4 separate regions of the Homo sapiens genome follow, and regions 2, 3 and 4 are each linked to region 1. A link is a contact called in ENCODE Hi-C or POLR2A ChIA-PET data. All regions are on one chromosome and are shown on one strand. Each heading gives the region's core, a stretch centred on a gene start or an enhancer-like site at or near the end of the contact. The rest is flanking DNA. Distances are from core to core; before and after follow the strand shown.

Evidence for each region. A loop is a pair of places that touch in the nucleus more often than their neighbours do. ChIA-PET counts read pairs that join two places held with the same protein, here RNA polymerase II (POLR2A). Pooled maps may share reads with other maps.
Region 2: a map of CD4-positive, alpha-beta T cell shows a loop between it and region 1 (11-fold over the local background). The contact joins the promoter of CLK4 here to the promoter of NPM1 in region 1. A Hi-C loop is called at or near these places in 2 of 168 maps with a recorded cell type or tissue (CD4-positive, alpha-beta T cell and naive thymus-derived CD4-positive, alpha-beta T cell) and 6 of 50 pooled maps.
Region 3: a loop to region 1 is called in a pooled map, with 10 times the contacts of the local background. The contact joins the promoter of LMAN2 here to the promoter of NPM1 in region 1. A Hi-C loop is called at or near these places in 2 of 50 pooled maps. POLR2A ChIA-PET finds 5 or more read pairs at or near these places in 2 of 52 experiments (Caco-2 and GM12878).
Region 4: a pooled map shows a loop between it and region 1 (28-fold over the local background). The contact joins the promoter of HIGD2A here to the promoter of NPM1 in region 1. A Hi-C loop is called at or near these places in 1 of 37 single-sample maps with no recorded cell type and 12 of 50 pooled maps. POLR2A ChIA-PET finds 5 or more read pairs at or near these places in 1 of 52 experiments (activated T-cell).

Annotation. Positions count from the first base shown.
Region 1 is chr5:171,386,015-171,389,335 of GRCh38, reverse strand. It overlaps NPM1 (nucleophosmin 1), which reads right to left and starts at 1,487. Exons shown (of 11, transcript NM_002520.7): 1 at 1,330-1,487. The coding sequence starts at 1,387. It overlaps MIR3912 (microRNA 3912), which reads left to right and starts at 2,576; the gene lies at 2,576-2,680. RefSeq lists silencers at 767-826, 1,147-1,206.
Region 2 is chr5:178,625,444-178,628,764 of GRCh38, reverse strand. CLK4 (CDC like kinase 4) reads left to right here and starts at 1,715. Exons shown (of 13, transcript NM_020666.3): 1 at 1,715-1,819. RefSeq lists enhancers at 1,747-2,356, 2,089-2,769.
Region 3 is chr5:177,350,093-177,353,413 of GRCh38, reverse strand. It overlaps LMAN2 (lectin, mannose binding 2), which reads left to right and starts at 1,746. Exons shown (of 8, transcript NM_006816.3): 1 at 1,746-1,962; 2 at 2,123-2,241. The coding sequence starts at 1,767. RefSeq lists enhancers at 1,556-1,605, 1,616-1,805 and a silencer at 1,447-1,661.
Region 4 is chr5:176,387,138-176,390,458 of GRCh38, reverse strand. It overlaps HIGD2A (HIG1 hypoxia inducible domain family member 2A), which reads right to left and starts at 1,708. Exons shown (of 2, transcript NM_138820.4): 1 at 1,486-1,708; 2 at 698-1,128. The coding sequence starts at 1,639. The coding sequence ends at 962. NOP16 (NOP16 nucleolar protein) reads left to right here and starts at 1,861. Exons shown (of 5, transcript NM_016391.8): 1 at 1,861-2,026; 2 at 2,116-2,224. The coding sequence starts at 1,920. It also overlaps a transcript of ARL10 not described here. RefSeq lists enhancers at 506-1,189, 1,011-1,230, 1,431-1,750, 1,023-2,222, 1,874-2,557.

The DNA.
Region 1 (3,321 bases), core at 238-2,737:
AAATGATTCCATTTAACTATCATCTAACCGTTACCAATACATATACATGCTTAAATGTGAACAGACGTTTAATTAACAAATCTCAGCACGGATAATGAACAAGATAAAATTCACGGTAGGATTTGCATTTACTTCAAAGTCTGAATAGTACAAAGATTAGGCTTCTGCAATTAATCCTACTGAGATCAAAAACCCAAGTGGGACTCTCCTTTTTGGGGCAGGACTACCGCAAGTCGAGGGGGGTGGTGCTCCCAAAATTCTGCGAATAGTCTTAGGTCTTGATCTGACTCAAACCGAACACTCTACGTGTTTCTTGTATTTAGAAAAGCAGTTTGGTCAATGCCGCACAAATGGCGGCATGCGAGGACGTCCCCCTAAAACGAAGCCTCATTAATATTCACGAAGCAGCAGCTACGGAGTCAAGCGTCTTGGTTTAGATTTAGTCTCTTATTGCCTTTACTAAGTACAACCTTCGTTAAGTGAGTTTATCTCTGGGCACCAGTATCCTCATCTGCAAAGTGGGGCTAGCTCCACCTACCGCAGTGAGACAGAAAAGGGGCTCAAAAAAATGAGAGCTGCCATCACAGTACATGCTGTAAGCACTGAACAAAGACCTCCAGAACCCTAGTGCTACCAGCCTCTTAACATTTCCCACTTCAACAGAGCCACAGCATCCCTGGCTCACGAGTGGCAACACGCCGGTGAGTCCCGGATGTAGCGCCCACACCCCCCTCCCTCCCCCAACCACGTGGCAACCACGTGCTCCCAGCGGTTGCGGCCTCCTCACGCCGCGCCGCGCCTCCCCACCCCCAGTAACTGGCCGAAGCACGCGAGGTAAGTCTACGTCCGGCAGCTCCAGGCTCTGAGGCCAGAATAACGCCAGGCTGTGCATCTACCCGCTCCAACAAGCAGGCCCATGCTTCCCGGTGAACCCAGCCTCCAGGACCACCAACCCGGGGCCTGGCATCAGAAGCCTATGAACCACCGCCGTTAGAAAATAAACCACGCCTGGAGCTCCGCCACGTATCCCCGGCAAAGGCCGAACTTCCAGGCGGCCGGTTCCACTTTACCTCAGGCCCCGGGCCTCGGACCGCTCACGCCCCAGACGCTTCAGGCCGCTCGTCTCCTCCCCCTTCACGCCACCGGCTCCCCCCGCGGCTCCAATCCCTCCAGGTCCAGGGCTCAGGCAGCTCTTCCCACCCGCTCAGGCCTCCCGTCGGTCTGGCGGTCTCCACCAGACCCGGTTGCAGCCGGATTCCCGCCCCTCACCCCCACCCTCACCGCCACCAGGCCCCGCTCGGCCTCGCTCCAGCTCCCCCCAGCAGTTACCGAAAAGATAGTTCTGGGGCCTCAGGGGGCTCATGTCCATGTCCATCGAATCTTCCATCGGGTGGCGGCACGCACTTAGGTAGGAGAGAAGGCGGACGGAGATAAAAGAACGCTGCTCCAGAGAACAACCGCGCAGGACGGAATCACACCAGGGAAAGGACGCAGGCTCCCCGCGCTTATATATAGACCCTGAAGATCTCGCGAGCGCTTCCCAAGTCCCGCCTCCGCGCGCGTGCTCCGAAGCCCTCCCACCCCCGTACCGTAGCCGTCCTGCGCAAGCGCTTTTCAACCCCACTCCTTTCTACCTCGCCCCCACCTCCTTCCAGGTACTCCGCGGGCTCCCACCGAGCACGCGCACTCGTACACTGGCCCCACCCCTCCGCTGCTGTCGCCTGTGCGCACGCGTGCTTTCCAGTCGTAACGCGCACTCCCCACCTCCAACCCTTCCACGTCCTCTCCCGCTCAAGCGCGCCGGCCTCCCGCCAAGAGTCTGCGCAGCCCACCCTGCAAAATGGCGTCGGCAGCCCTTAGCTGTGTAAGATATGGCGGGTTAGCCGGCTGCGAATGAGCCAGAGAGCACCTCGATTCACCTTTCCCCATCCCCTAGTGCCCTGCAAGCCTCCAAACAGGCGTAATCACTTCAGGAATTTTTTACTTGCCTGAAGGCTTCGGATCGCAGTTAATCGTTACCCCAAAGTTCAGGTGCCAGAGAGAGTGAATTGCGGCTTATTCTTTGTTAGGAAGGAAAGATGTAGTTACCGGCCAGACTTACGGAACTTTGTTTTTCAGCTCTGTCCTTCCTGAGAAAACATCTCCAAAGTCCTTATCTTTACGTAACTTGGGGGCCAAAAGGGGACTGAATCAGTCTCCAAATTAGCAAGGACATCGCCCTAAGAGAGCTCGGAGGGTGGGCCGACTCTGACTTCTTGCCGCTCTTAATCTTTAACATTCCTCCTGAAAGAAAGCGGGTGACTTGTAAGAACTACAGAAGCCTTAATTCGAATATTTGGGAGCGAGCATGGGAATTAACGTTTTAAGCTACACCTTGACAAACTCCGAGGCACCCCAGCACCCCGCGGGCATTGGGGCGTTCTGAAGACCCGTAATCTTTTTTTTTTAAGCCTCAACATATCAAACAAATTTAAGAAGTGAGGAATACAAATGATAGCCTCAGAAAGGAAGACACCCCCACCCCAAGGCATTATTTCTTACAGGAAAATTATAGAGACGATTTCAGTGTCTATCAAGAGAGGAATGAACAGTTAAATTATAACATGTCCATATTATGGGTTAGTTGTGGACACATACTAACGCATAATATGGACATGTTATAATTTAACTGTTCCTTTCTGAGAGCTCCTGTGTCACATAAAGCTTTGAGTCACTTAAATTTGTTATGCCTTTTTTTGTGTGTGTGTGGAGACAGAGTCTCGCTGTGTTGTCCAGGCTGGAGTGCAGTGGCGTGATCTCCGCTGGATGCAACCTCCGCCTCCCGGGCTCCCGAGTAGCGAGGACTACAGGTGCATGCCACCACGCCCGACTAATTTTTGTATTTTAGGAGGGATGGGGTTTCGCTGTGTTCTCCAGGCTGGGCTCAAACTCCTGACCTCGGGTGATCCGCCTGTCTCTGCCTTCCAAAGTGCTGGGATTTCAGGCGTGAGCCACCGCACCCAGCCAGCATTTTTTTTTTTTTTAAACGGGGTCTCGCTCTCTTGCCCAGGCTGCAGTGCAGTGGCAAGATCTCTGACTCACGAGTTCTGCCTCTTGAGTTCCAGCAATTCTCGTGCCTCAGCCTCCCAAGTAGCTGGGATTACAGGTGCCTGCCACCGCGTCCAGCTAATTGTTGTATATTTAGTAGAAACAGGGTTTCGCCATGTTGGCCTCCCAAAGTGCTGGGATTACAGGCGTGAGTCACCACACCCGGCCACTGTTTTATTTTTTATTTTAATTTTTTTTTTTTTTGAAACCGAAGTCCCGCTCTGTCATACAGGC
Region 2 (3,321 bases), core at 466-2,965, 7.2 Mb before region 1:
CAGGATCTCTCCTACTCCATGAAACAGGAGAACATTCTTTGGTGCCAGCTTGAATTTACATTCTCATATGCTGCAATTTGAGCCCCACTCTACCTTGTATTATCGCCCAGACCAGTCAGCTCAACATTCTATCTAATAGATTCCCTTGAGACGGGATGTGTAATCAATTGTAGAACCAATACATTTCACTCTTTGGGCAAAATCTGTTAGCATACCAGGTGGCTCCAAATACTCCACTATTTGAGGACTTCACATCTAACTGGAGTAGTCAGGAGCCGGGAAATGGGTGGGAACTCATGTCAGAGACAGCATCTTAAAGAAATGGCCTTTCAAGGATGAGTAAGATTTAAATTTGTAGATGCAAAAATGGTGGCTATTCTAGATGAAAATAATATCATTTGTTTCATTCTGTAGCATAAAGAGTTTACCCTTCCAGTTTTCCAAGTTTCTTTTCAACTTCGCTTCTTGGAGTGCAATCTCCATGAAAATTCAACTTACTTTTTGAAATGCTGTACAATCTCCGAGATTTATCTAAATTTACCCTACTTACCCAAACCAGATGGCACAAGTTTCTATCATGTTAGATCACTAAAGGTATTTCCGTTCCCTCCTTTCACCTAACAGGATAACAGGTCTCCCACATGCTACTGGGCTAATACCCGCAAGAGTTCAACCCTACCCTCCCAAATTTGATTTCTAGCTTTCCCTTTTATCCAGCGAATCCCCGTCAGAATACAGAAGCCAACCCCCACCCCGCCCGCCGTCCCCCCCCACGATCTTCAGTCTCACCTAAACCCTTTCCCTCACTTACGCCCTTCCTTGCTTTGACACCCTATTCTTGGTTCTCCTCCTCTGCTGATCATTCCTTCTCAGGCCCCTTTCCCTCTGGCCCTTGAGTGTTCCCCACAGGGCTCCGACTTTGACCCTAATATTTCTCATGTTACATACTTACACGGGGGAACTGCCTGAGGGTCCTCAGAACTGCAGAATACCTTATTTGAGGTAAGCAAGCCCCATAACGGACTATCACTAGCTCAGAGACATTTTTCAGCCTTGAATAAAATCAGCCCGCAGGGACAAAAAAAAATGGGGAAAACTTCGTTAGGGAAACTTCCAGCGACCTTAACTGCTCAGGAGGTAGGGATCCTAACAGGAAAACCTTGTCAGGAGTCTCCATTGAAACCTCCGGGTTTTTGTTTTGTTCTGAATAGGAGCACGTGCCTTGAAAAGATTAGCACCCCTTGAGCTTGTTTTCTGAGACAGCCTCTTTGTCCGAATCCACCTTAGACTGGAAGCGCCAAGTGGGCAGGACAAGCACCCAGTCCAGGGAACAGCCCAGGGACCAGCCAAGGCCCGCCCTAGGCGGTTTTGGGGCCGTTGTCGGGTGCCGGCTGCGGGAGTTGAGGTCCCGGGGGAGGGGGCAGACACGCGGTACACACTGAGGGCGGGACACGGGCGTTCCTTCCCGGTTCCACCCGAGCCCGTAGAGAACGTAAACACCCTCCCGGCCTAGAGGCCCCGGGACCGGGTGGGCGGGGGGGGGGGGGTGGAAATGCTTGGGCCGCGCAGCCGCAGTGTGGAGGCTCGAGCCCCGCTCTTACGTCACGTGGAGCCCCGCCCTTAGGTGGAGCGGCGGGAGCGCGCAAGGTTCTGTCACGCAGGCGCGTTCGCGCGGCGTAGGTGGTGCTAGAGGCGACTCGGGGGATTCTAGGGCGACGGCGCTGCCGCCATTTTGTGGGGTGTTTGTCGCAGCGGCCGAGGAGGGAAGACGGCAGTTTGGCGACATTTCTCGGCCGAAGGGCCATTTGCTTTTGCGGAGGTAGGGTTGCAGATGGTGTGTGCTGGGACAGGCGGCTGTCGGTCTTTAGGTCTCCGAGCCAGGTGTCGGAGAAACGACCGCGTTAGGGGCCTGGGCTTCTGGAGCTGAGTTGGGAGTTCTGCGAGGCGCTGCTCGGCTGGTGCACGCCGGCAGCACCGAAAGTTGCTCGGGCGTCGCGGTTCTGCCGCTGACCCTTCTCTGAGGGCCCTGGCCGCTCGCGTCGCGGCTCCGGAGGCCGTGGGCTCGCGGTCCCCTGCTGCCTGGCGAGCGCGGCTGTTGGTTAACCCTGTCGGGACCTCTTCCAGCCGGCGGGCGCTAGGACCTGTCGGGAGACCCTTCGAGAGCCGTCTCTGGCATTCGTGTTGTCGGAGATCAAGTCTTCCCCTGGATTCCTGGCCTGGGCCGTTTGTAGCGTTTCGGGGGTTTTCCAGAGTCAAGCATTTGCCCCTGTCTTGAGTGCGCCAAAGGCACTGGCCGGGTGCCCAGGAGCCGGGAGGTGGGGACCGGGCGTCCGTGCAAATCCAGGTGGTTGAGGGCAGTAGCTGCTTGTGAGAGGTGGAAATTTGCGGAGGCTAGTCCTCTGTGCTATGCTGAACACAACATTGTTGCAGCGAACCTGCGTTTCTGGTGGTTTTGCATCTTATTATCCCTGGTTGCCTAAATAGTCCAGATAGGCTTATCCGATCCTTAGGAAACCGCCCCGCAAACTGAACTCGCCAGCCACTTTGTCTTGCCTCATAGCTGTCCTGTGCGATTGTGCTTTTTACACACCCCTACAGGCTTGTAACCCATTAAATGCAGTCCTCTTGGAGCCATCCAATCCTAAACTTATAACCTGTTTCGATGTTTTTAAGCCATGTACGTAGCGTAAAGTTGTCAAGAACTACAGGATCTTAAGGGCAGTGGCGATGGATCTACATATGAGATCCATTGTGTCATTATTTTTTGAAAGATACCTACTCTAGCATGTGGGATGCTTTATTAGAGGCAGTGTCATGATTCTAGATAGCTTTTCTTTTTTATGTATGCGAAGGAACCTTACCACGTAGAACGTGGGTCGGGTGATCTTTGTGCCTCCAGATAAAATATTTTTGAACATTGCAGGGTGAGTGGGGGAGGTCAGAGGCTGGGACTAACAGCTGAATTACATTTGAAGTAGTGAACTTGAGAAGAATTTTGGACTCTCACAACGGAGCTCGTTCTTATTTTAATGTTTGCATATTAACTGATAATTTGAGAGTTCTGTTTTGCTGGAGGTTAGCTGGTTGTAAGCAGACTTACAGTAGAAGAGGAAAAAACAAAACTGAAGAAGATACATAAGTCTTGAAAAAAACTTCATAGTAATGGAGGGTCATAATAATAACGCTCGGTCATCAGATGTGATTTTGCTTGCTATGATTTAAAAATGCTTAACCAAGCTGAGTTCCTGATGTGGTTAAAATACAACTTTGGTATTTGACGGAACGCTTCAGAAGAACTGCACTTGAAATACACATTTTCTT
Region 3 (3,321 bases), core at 497-2,996, 6.0 Mb before region 1:
AAATGTCTGGAGGAGCCAGGCAAGTGCTGTAAACGAGTGACCAGGTGGGGACCAGCTTAGAAGAGGAAGGCATTGGTGGAGGGGCAGTCCCATTCAGCTCCAGCCTATTGTTCTGTTGTGGGAATGTGTGCCTAGATCTTTTGCTGCTGCTTCTTTTTTTTTTTTTTTGGGTAAAAAAACGGAAGTCTGGATTTCTTTTCTTCTTCTTCTTCTTCTTTTTTTTTTTTTTTGTAGAGACAGAGTCTTGCTCTGTCGCCCCGGCTGGAATGCAATGGCGTGATCTCTGCTCACTGCAACCTCTGCCTCCTGGGTTCAAGCAATTCTCCTGCCTCAGCCTCCCGAGTAGCTGGGACTACAGGTGTCCGCCACCACGCCGTTAATTTCTTTTGTATTTTAGTAGAGACGGGGTTTCACCGTGTTGCCCAGGCTGGTCTGAAACTCCTGAGCTCAGGTAATCTGCTCGCCTCTGCCTCCCAAAGTGCTAGGATTACAGGCCTCAGCCACTGAGCTCAGCCGGAAGTCTGGATTTCTGATGTGAATGTACATATTCCGACTTTGTGTGTGTGTGTGTGTGTGTGTGTGTGTGTGTGTGTGTGTGTGACAGAGTCTCGCTCTGTCGCCCAGGCTGGAGTGCAGTGACGCGATTTCGGCTCACTGCAAGCTCTGCCTCCTGGGTTCAAGCCATTCTCCTGGCTCAGCCTCCCGAGTAGCTGGGACTACAGACACCTGCCACCACGCCCGGCTAATTTTTTGTATTTTTTAGTAGAGACGGGGTTTCACCGTGCTAGCCAGGATGGTCTCGATCTCCCGATCTCGTGATCCGCCGGCCTCAGCCTCCCAAAGTGCTGGGATTACAGGCGTGAGCCACCACGCCCAGCCTCTATATTCTGACTTTAAAATACTGGTAGTTAAGCCATTTATTAGAATATTGGCAGGTAAAACAGAGCTCTATTCAGCTGCAGGCCACCAGTTTTCGACCTCTGATTCACAGCTTTCCTGGGCCTTCCATGGACGTTACTTGCTGTACCAGGCACTGCGCTCTTTTGCATAGGGATGAGTTCCAGTCATCACTGGGGTCCCAGGCCAGGATCTGTGTCTGTTCCTCTTGCTTCAACCCGACTAGGCCTGAGGAGTTGAGGGTAGTGGAGGCCCTCAAATAATTGGGAATTCTGAGTCTCCAAAGGCGCGAAGCTGGGGCGCCTGACGGCAGGCACGGCTTAAAGGCTTGCCCAGGGCCACCCGGGGAGGACAAGGGTTGGAATGCAGGACTCCGCCTTCAATTCAGAGCTCCTTTCTCCAGGACTAGAAAAGGTTATTCCAGAGACGGGACTTGCGGCCAGAAGCCCAAGACGTCCTAGTCTTCGCGAATCCGCCCCATTAGAGCGACCGACAAAAACTACAAATTCCAGCATGCCCCGAGTCGCGGACGGCCCTCGCGCTCCCGCCGGCTCCAACCATCCCTCTGCTCCTCATTGGCTCGCAAGCCTAACGTGCTGTTCCGTGACTGGTTACAGCTCTTGTCGCTCGAAAGAACCCATTGCTGGGGCTGGCCGGCGTGTGCCTTGGAGCCTCTAAGGAGATGAAACTGCACTCAACCAGGATGAGAGGCTGCCCGGCCAATGCAGCTGCCGCCCCGTCTGCTGCGGAGGCTTTGCTTTTTGACTCCCTGGCGACAGTAAAGTTGAAGAGCTTCCGGCCGGAGGCCAATAGATGGGACCCCCGGAAGGCGGAAGTTCTAGGGCGGAAGTGGCCGAGAGGAGAGGAGAATGGCGGCGGAAGGCTGGATTTGGCGTTGGGGCTGGGGCCGGCGGTGCCTGGGAAGGCCTGGGCTTCTCGGCCCCGGCCCTGGCCCCACTACACCTCTCTTTCTTCTTTTGTTGTTGGGGTCTGTGACTGCGGATATAACTGACGGCAACAGTGAACATCTCAAGCGGGAGCATTCGCTCATTAAGCCCTACCAAGGTGAAGCCCTTGGGGCGGGAATGAGTGAAGAGTGAGGGCGAGGCTGAACAGGGCTAGGGGAAGGCGTGCCCTTTCTCCTGAGCAGAGCATCTCTGTGGGTTTCCTGCCTCTGGTGAGGCCAGTCCTGGCGTGGCCTCTTAGCACCTGTCTCTTCCCACAGGGGTCGGTTCCAGCTCTATGCCCCTCTGGGACTTCCAGGGCAGCACTATGCTCACGAGCCAGTACGTACGTCTGACCCCTGACGAGCGCAGCAAAGAGGGCTCTATCTGGAACCACCAGGTGAGTGGTTCTCAAGAGGATAGGCGTACTGTGCGGTTGGCTGCTAGTCCCTGCCTCCCGAGCAGCTGAGACCCCAGCTTCGTTTATAGGTTTGCACCTCCGTCCCTGGCCTTTTCCTCATCTCGGTCACACCCACCAATAATAAGAGGCGATGGGTATTGGGTACTTACTATGTGTCAGGAGCTGCGCTTGACACTTTACATCCTCCTCACTTTAAAAGCCATGCGAGATGAGTAATGTTATCTCCATTTTACCCACTGAGAAGCTAAGACTCAGGTTTGAAAGGGCCTTACCCAAAGTTACATAGCCAGAAAGTAGTGGAACTGTCAGGCTGTCTGCCTTGAACCCCCTCAGTAATGGGAAGAACCGAGCGAACTGGATCTTTATTGGGTGTTTTGCTGTGTATTAGGCACTGACCTTGCCATGCCTTATTGCATTTAATTTTCAAACAAGCTGTTTGAAATAGATGGCTTTCATGACTATACAAAGATAACCCAGCTAGCAAATGTCATAAACAGTATTTAAACTCTGATTTGTCTGATCTCTAAGCCCAGCAGTTCACTCGATGTACTTGACTCTTTTCACCTGGACAGTGGAGGAACCCCTTAGAACCCTTTTTGCAATGCTTGGTTGAGGGTCTTGTCATCAGTAGTGTGGAGGGACTGGACCTGTGGGCAGTTCTAGTGTCTGTGACCTTTGCCTCAGAGTATGTAGTATGTAGTATGTGAGCAGTGGCCAATGACAGCTGCTACACAGAATCCACACTGAGGCAGTCAAGGTGAGGAAAAAGGGGAAAGAAGAATAATTTGGGGCTGGGTTACAGCTTGGAGCGGGACCTGCTCCTGCCCCAGCTTGCCTAATCTCAGCCCTTCCCATGGCTTAAGCTGTTGGCCAGTGTTCTAGTTTTCTCCATCACCCTGCTCTCTGATCCCTGCTGGTTGACTTTCTTGTTTAGTTCTGGGAACCCACACTGTCCTTGTGTTGCCTGGTCTGCCCGTCCCCTCTGCTCCTCCTCTCCTTCCTGCCCCGAGCCTCCACACTGCTGTTAGTGGCATCTGCGGATACTTTCTTCAGCTTTCA
Region 4 (3,321 bases), core at 459-2,958, 5.0 Mb before region 1:
GACTCGTCTCAAAAAAAGAACTAGATGGTCTAGATCAGTGGAGCCCCATAGACTCTAGGGAGGTGGGAGCAGGGTGAGGAGGTTATGCGGAGTGGAGGGCAGAACCCTCTGCCTCTGACCCGACTATGGGAGGCCTCATCTGAAGGAAGGTTGTCCTACTGAAAGTCTGAAAAACTGCTGGCTAGACCAGTATTTTTCAAATGGCATTACTCTAGGCCCACTGAACTAGAATCTCAAGGAGTGACCTTGAGATTCTTTTTTTTTTTTTTTTTTTTTGAGATGGAGTTTTGCTCTTGTTGCCCAGGCTGAAGTGCAATGGCGCGATCTCAGCTCACCACAACCTCCGCCTCCCGGGTTCAAGTGATTCTCCTGCCTCAGCCTCGCGAGTAGCTGGGATTACAGGCACGCAACACCACGCCCAGCTAATTTTGTATTTTTAGTAGAGATGGGGTTTCTCCATGTTGGTCAGGCTGGTCTTGAACTCTTGACCTCAGGTGATCCGCTCGCTTCGGCCTCCCAGAGTGCTGGGATTACAGGTGTGAGCCACTGCGCCTGGCCAAATCTCTGCTTTCAAAGTGCCCTGGGTGGCTGTTACTAGGAAAGTTCGGGAATCACTAGACTACACGATTTCTAAGCACCACTCCAAAGTCCGTTTCCTCCAAAATCAAAGACCAAAAACCATGGGGATGATACTGAATTAAATACAAGTGGATTTTTAGAGTTTATTAAGCAGGGGAGTGGAGGGGAGATGTGGCACAAATAGAAGTATGTAACATTCAAACAACAGCATCTAGGATTTTTGAAAAAACTTTCGGTTACAGTTACACAAAGGGTCACTTCCTCCCCAGCGACACATGGGCCTCTCAAAGGAGAGGAGGGAGTAAGTCCCACGGTAGGGCCAGTGGTTGCTCCCTGGGTTTTGGAATCATTTCTGCGGAGCTTTCAAGGCCAGACCCTGGGCTTAGGGTCGAGACTTCATAGCAGTGACAGCCAGACCCAGCAAGATGGCTGCGACCGTGAAACCCTGGGCGGCGATCCGGGTGCGCATCATGAGCTGAGAGCGCTGGCTGTTGCCCCGGTGGAAGGAGTAGAGGCCGTAGGTGAGGGCGGCCGCCGTGGCCAGGCAACCTGAGGAGGGGACAAAGCAACTGGGAAACAGCAGGTCGGGCCCCGCAGGTCATTCCCCGCTTTGGGTCTCGCTTCCCCAAAGCCAAGATCTCTGGATCACAGCGGAGGGAGGGCGGCGAGGGTAGGTCGAGTCGAGGTCTTCCTAGTTACAGAGTCCTCCCAATCTTAGGCCCCAAATCCCGCCCCCTAAACCCGCTGCTCCCGCTCCAATCAGTTTCGCCCCTCACCGCCCCGCCCCCTCGTCTCTTCTCTAGTCCGCTCTCCTTCCGCTCCCCGCTAGCGCTCTGGTCCTTCTCTACTTCCTTCCCTCCGACATCACTGTCCTCTCCTTGTGCAGTTCCTACCGCACCCACTTACCTATGGGTACCACCGGGTTCTCGCGGGTCTTGCGAACGAACTTTTCCTTGAAACTCTCTGGATTCCTGTAAACAGTGGGGCTCAGCCCCTCAATGACTGGAGGCTTCGATGGTTCAAAGGGGACCTCCGGAATCACAGGGCCGGGAGTCGCCATGTCCGGGCCACAGCAGCAGGAGAAAATCGGGACTCCGACCTCAGCCTCCCGGTGAAGGTCATGAAAGGGGCGGGGAAACGAATAAATTGAGCCTTGTACGCAGGCGCAAATGCTCGTTGCATCCTGGGAGTCGTAGTGCTCAGCACGGTAGTGCTACAAAAGGACTACATTTCCCCAAATGCCCGCAAAGCCTTGTGCACGCCTTCCGGAAGGAGTTTGTTACACGAGGTCTGAGAGACAGAGGCAGCGTGTTTGAGCTGCTGGTGCGGTGGTCAGCGCGATGCCCAAGGCCAAGGGCAAAACCCGGAGGCAGAAGTTTGGTTACAGTGTCAACCGAAAGCGTCTGAACCGGAATGCTCGACGGAAGGCAGCGCCGCGGATCGAATGGTGAGGGGGCTGGGGTTCCGGGTGGCCGTGGGCCTCGGCCGGGACGGTCCGCGAGATGACGGATCCGCGATGTCTCTCTTTGCCGGTAGCTCCCACATCCGACATGCCTGGGACCACGCTAAATCGGTACGGCAGAACCTGGCCGAGATGGGGTTGGCTGTGGACCCCAACAGGGCGGTGCCCCTCCGTAAGAGAAAGGTACTGACATGGCAGGGTCTCGGTCCTTGTCTTCTTTACTCTTCCCCCGCCATACTGACCTAGGTGTCAGAACGTGGTACTGCCCATTCCTTCCCTCAGGCCCTTCCGAGTTTTCGACCTCCCCACAGTCAGAACGCTCAACTGACGTTGAGCAAGGGTCTCTTTACGACCTTCGTCACACTCCCTCCCCAGCACACATTCCCCATACCCCCTCTACTCAGTCTTTTTTCTCTGAAATTAACCCATTAGCATCTCAACGGTATTTTCCTTAATTTATCTTTTTCTACCCTTAACTTTCCTAATTAGTACTCCCTAAGAGTTGGAGATCTTTACTTACACCTTTTCTTTGTTATTCAATCATCCTTGGTCTGAGGCTTCCCTAGGCTTCCCTGACTGCAGTCTCCTTCCCGGGTTCAAGCTATATCCCACCTCAGCGTCCCAAATAGCTGGGATTATAAGCGTGTGCCACCATACCCGGCTGATTTTTGTGGTTTTAGTAGAGGCAGGGTTTCGCTATGTTGGCCAGGCTGGGCCTCAAGTGATCCGCCTGGCCCCCTGGAGGCTTCAACAACTATTAAAAGAATCCAGGTTCCCAAAAGAAAAGCAAGCAATTCATCTTTCTCTGCCTGCCTATCTATAAAATGGGTATAACACTCCTTGCCTTAGGGACTATCTAACTGTGTGGCTGTAGCCTCACATTTATTCAAGAAATGGTAGTGCCATTTTCCTCTGGCATGAAAGAATAAAAAGAAACTTGCCTAAGGCAATGGAACAAATTCATTCGCGAAGCCCATTCATTAGGTTAACTACTTATTGAGAACATGTCACATCCTAAGCACCCTGGGGATTTAATAGAGAACAAAACACAAAGTCCTTGTCACCAAGATTGTGTTGGGGGTAAAAGGCACAGACGGATTACTTGAGGCCAGGAGTTTGAGACCGGCCTGGCCAACATGGCAAAACCCCATCTCTACTAAAAACACAAAATTTAGCTGGGCATGGTGGCGCATGATTGTAATCCCAGCTACTTGAGAGGCTGAGGCAGGAGATCACTTGAACCCGGGGGGAGGTTGCAGTCAACCAAGATTGTGCCACTG